2 separate regions of the Homo sapiens genome follow, and region 1 is linked to region 2. The links are chromatin loops, found by intact Hi-C in ENCODE. Cell type or tissue: endothelial cell of umbilical vein. All regions are shown on one strand.

Region 1 (2,500 bases), 78 kb before region 2:
TTTCTGAGTTTCTGCTCTGATTTGTAAACTGGGTTCTTGTTTTTTATTACCCAGCCTGAAGAAAGTTCGTGGCAAAGTCTGGAAGCAAAGAATATCTAGCCCTCTGTTCAACACCAAACAATACACAATGGAACTAGAGCGGCTCTATCTACAGATGTGGGAGCATTATGCAGCTGGCAACAAACCTGACCACATGATTAAGCCTGTTGAAGTCACTGAGTCAGCATAAATAAAGACTGCACAGGAGAATTACCCCTATACCTGAGCCTCAACCTTCTGGGGGAAAGGGAACTAGATAACATACTTCTTACTTGTCTGTACAGTACCTTGTTGCAGATGGGTGATATATAATGGTAATAGAATAGCACAGCCAGACTTGCTTCCTGCATGGTAGGGAGAGACACAAAAGATGGGAAACTGCTTTTCCACAAGGAATCTCCGTAGAATTTTGCGGCGACCAGATGGTGCATAGGTCTGGAAGGTCTGATCTCCCTTGGTCTTCCATGGGATGGTTAGTGTGGAGGGGAGATATAGATTGTCCGGCCGCTTTGTGATTCCATGGATTGATTCAGTCTTCTGGATTTTTTTTTCTTTATATTTTGGGTACTGGAGCTTTTAAAAATGTTTGGTTTCAGGTATTTTTATTCATGTGAAGTGTATATGATTCTCTTGAGATAAGGTTTTAAGCTAAAATGTTACTCCCTGTTTTAGTTTCTGAACTCTGACAGATTGACAGGGACTTTGCTGGTGTAGTCTTTTTATAGGTTTTATAAACCACTTGAGCCTATATCAGTCGTTTTAGTGTCTGACCTAATATTTGGAGCTATCAGTGCTTTGTTGATTTAGATGATGACTCAAGATTTTTTCTGGTCCATTTCCCATTTCCTTTTCTTCCCTGACCCCCATACCCTCACCCTTAAAATTCTCCTGTAACTCAACTAACAAAATCAAGCCTGATTCAAAACATCCTAGGGTGTTTTAAACACACCATCTGGTGCCAAATGAAGATTTTTAGGAGTGATTACTAATTATCAAGGGCACAGTTGTGGTACTGTCATTGATAATAATATAGTTTTTTTTTTTTTCCTAATTTTGACCTGTTTCACCAGTGTTTTACCCTTGACTGCCCCTTCTATGCTGCTTCCAAAAGTGATAGTGTGTGTAAGATTTTTACCTTCCTTTCTAAAGTTTTTTTTTTTTTTTTTTAAGTGAGTCCTGTTCTTCCTATTTCTTTCAGCAGAAATGAAATCCCAGGTAAGTATAAGTATTCAAGTATTTGATCAGTAAGTCACAGTTATCTCCAGTGCATTAAATAACCTTCATCAAGAAATAGGTTATAGGTAAAATCTCTGAAGGATCATCTATGTATTCAAGTAATTATTTTTTAGATAATAACTGTCTTCTGGACTTGGTCTTGAAGTCTGTACAGATTCAGCCTCAGTAGTAGCGAACTGCACTGCTGTTTGGTTTGGAGTACAAATTAGACTTATAGTCCTCCTGGAACTTGAGTTATTAAAATCATAGGAATAAAATTATGGGATCTCAACAAAGGGTCGAGGGTTTGAGGCTTAAACAAGCCAACATATGAATATATGTTTTGTCTCGCTATACTGCACTTACGCTATCCAGTTGCAGGTAATTTTTTGTCTGCTAGTAGTGTTCTAGATTATGTCTTTCCAAAGCGCTGAGGCTGTGCACCTATTCTGTAGTTGCAGCTGATGCCTGAATGTATCCTAGCTGACAAATTATTGATTAATAAGAACTTGAATTTCTGGAAGATTCTTACTGTTAACCAAATTTTGAGCAAGGAGTCTCAAAGGTAATTCTGAACCAGAATTACATGTTAATGAACAGTGTACCTTTTAACAGTGTAAATCACGGAATATCCGTGAAGGGATTTCTTAATTTATTTTTTACCGGTTGATTGAAATATCAGTTAAAGGTTGCCAGCATGGTTGCAGATAAACTGATGTTTGAAATTCGCTGAAATACTTAATGTGGAATAGGATAATATACTTCCAATGCCCTCAAGGCTGTGACCTTACAGCCATTTTACATAGCACATCATTCCTCCTATAGGGATGAACTTTTTCCTGGCACGAAAAGTAGCCGCTCTGGTTGAAGCTTTGCTTATTGTAACAGGCTTTTATTTCCAGGTAATATGTCTTGGAAGACTTAATTCTGATTAGAGATATAGATATTACTGGAAACTAATTGTTTTTTTTCTATTGTACTCTGCTTTATCAAAGAAGTAAAACATTTAAATCGTACTACAGAAATTAAGATGTTGTCTTGCGATCCTTAATAAATGAATGATTTCCCTTTAATACGGCTGATGTATTTTGTATCCTGTTATATTGAGTGTTGGACTGAAGAATAGTGTCATCCAATGATGAAACCTATATTTAAACACCTCCAAACAGCATGAAAGGACCAAATTTCCCTACTGTAGCTATGATATTAGGAATTGTTTTCTCAGCCAGGTCTGGTAGAGGGTGGG
Region 2 (2,500 bases):
AATGGAGTGGTACTTATCATGAAAATTGCTATTTATCTCTAGGCAGAGGGGTGGCTCCCAGAACCAGTAATAGTTTTGTGTGTGTGTGTGTGTGTGTGTGTGTGTGTGTGTGTGTGTGTTTTGGAGACGGGGTCTCACTTTGTCATCCAGTCTAGAGTGCAGTGGTGATCTCGGCTCACTGCCAGGCTCTACCTTCCAGGCTCAAGCGATCCTCCCACCTCAGCCCCACAAGTGGCTGGGACTACAGGCATGTGGCACCACACCTGTCTAATTTTTTTGTATTTTTCATAGAGACAGGGTTTTGCCATGTTGGCCAGGCTGGTCTTGAACTCCTGAGCTCAAGCGATCTGCCCGCCTTGGCCTCCCAGACAGGCATGAGCCACTGAGCCTGGCCCCAGAGAATAGTTTTTATTTCATTTCATCAATTGATGAAATAAATAATCCCAACATTCGTCCTACTTGACCCTATTAATGCCATAAACCAGTGTGGAGCCTTCACTCAAGCCACCCTCAGGGAGTACAAGGCTAGAAACAAAAGCAGGGGAAACTCATCCTGGGATGGAGGTTGACTTTTTAGGAAAATGCCTCTGGCTTTATTCACAACAATAAGGCCCCAAAGGGCTGCACAGTCCAGCCTGCTATCTCTCTGTTTGTCAGGGCCCCGTGCTTTGTGTAGCACATCAGTGGTCTTAGTTGGGCCTGAGGAGAAGAAACAGGAAGAAAAGAGTTGCTGGGGAAAGCAGCTGGCAAGGTTGGCGTTAGGATGGAAGTGCCAAACAGGCAAAGGAGATGCAGCCCATCAGAAGGATTGCCAACACTGCTTCCATTTTAATTGGCACAAATGGCCCTTTCAATCCCAGCAGCTAACAGTAGAGAAGAGGAGAAACTCAAAAGGCATGAGATCACTAGCTGCCTCCACTTGCATCCCAGCAAACAGCTTAAAACGGCACTGCCCTCACCTGGTCAAATTCATGTATTACATTGAAGGCACATGTTTTTAGATTTTTTTTTTGGTCATTTCTTTTTCTCCAGTTCTTGGTCCTCCACCTCTGAGAATAAGTGGATGGGGAGGTGACAAATCTCCCCTGAGAAAATGTACCAAGTGCATGGGATTCCAGCACAAAGTCACAAACTGTGAATGAAAACTTACCACCCAAATATAAAATACTTACCAAAACATCGAAATTAATATCCCAATTATGTAAGCATCACTCCTATGATGTTTAGTGAAATCTATGAGAATATGAAAATAAAACTATTTTTATCAATAAACTGATATTACTACTCTCAAAGAGATCTGCTATAAATAGAGAAAATAATTTTGGTTATCCTTCTGGTTATAAAATACTTGACTGTTTAATGCAATGTTACTTCCCTTACCACTATTTTTTCTCTGCTTATGGCAGTAAGTAACATACAGAAAGAAAACATCACAATCTATGTGCGTAGTTTAATAAATAATTATCAAGTGCACCTGTATGGGAACTCCACTAGGCAGTCCCCCAGTAGGGACTCTGTGTGGTGGCTCCGACTCCACATTTCCCTTCTGCACTGCCCTAGCAGAGGTTCTCCACAATGCTCCCCCTGCAGCAAACTTTTGCCTGAGCATCCAGGCGTTTCCATACATCTTCTGAAATCTAGGCAGAGGTTCCCAAACCTCAATTCTTGACTTCTGTGTAGCCGCAGGCTCAATACCTCATGGAAGCTGCCAAGACTTGGGGCTTCCACCTTCTAAGGCCACAGCTTGAGCTCTGCATTGGCCCCTTTCAGCCATGGCTGGAGTGGCTGGGCACCAAGTTCCTAGGCTGCACACTGCATGGGAACCCTGGGCCCAGCCCACAAAACCACTTTTTCCTCTTGGGCCCCTGGGCCTGTGATGGGAGGGGCTGCCTTGAAGTTCTCTGACATGGCCTGGAGACATTTTCCCCAGGGTCTTGGGGATTAACATTAGTCTCCTTGCTCTTTATGCAAATTTCTGCAGCCGGCTTGAATTTCTCCTCAAAAAAAGGAGTTTTTCTTTTCTACTTAACTGTCAGGCTGCAAATTTTCTGAACTTTTATGCTGTTTCTCTTTTATTTGTTTATTTATTTATTTTTATTATACTTTAAGTTCTAGGGTACATGTGCACAACATACAGGTTTGTTACATATATATACATGTGCCATGTTGGTGTGCTACACCCATTAACTCATCATTTACATTAGTTATATCTCCTAATGCTATGCCTCCCCCCTTCCCCCACCCCAAGACAGGCCCTGGTGTGTGATGTTCCCCACCCTGTATTCAAGTGTTCTCATTTTTCAATTCCCACCTATGGGTGAGAACATGTGGTGTTTGGTTTTCTGTCCTTACTATAGTTTGCTCAGAATGATGGTTTCCAGCTTCATCCATGTCTCTACAAAGGACATGAATGCATCCTTTTTTATGGCTACATAGTATTCCATGGTGTATATGTGCCACATTTCCTTAATCCAGTCTATCATTGATGGACACTTGGGTT

What was found. A loop is a pair of places that touch in the nucleus more often than their neighbours do. Peaks named below come from ENCODE experiments on the same cell type or tissue, not always from the same donor. Only the 100,000 strongest peaks of a DNase experiment are listed, where the experiment ranks them.
Region 1: it touches region 2 in a loop (7-fold over the local background); 14 of 110 quality-filtered maps call a loop at or near these places.

The regions. Positions count from the first base shown.
Region 1 is chrX:71,573,566-71,576,065 of GRCh38, forward strand. OGT (O-linked N-acetylglucosamine (GlcNAc) transferase) reads left to right here. Exons shown (of 22, transcript NM_181672.3): 22 at 55-2,327. The coding sequence ends at 229. Among named protein-coding and RNA genes, the nearest start is that of GCNA, 3.6 kb to the right of the region's middle. In endothelial cell of umbilical vein, no CTCF peak of the experiment used is centred here; no DNase peak of the experiment used is centred here; H3K27ac peaks cover 291 bases.
Region 2 is chrX:71,651,707-71,654,206 of GRCh38, forward strand. No RefSeq gene overlaps it. Among named protein-coding and RNA genes, the nearest start is that of CXCR3, 34 kb to the left of the region's middle. In endothelial cell of umbilical vein, a CTCF peak has its summit at 958 (motif pointing left); a DNase peak (open chromatin) is centred at 955.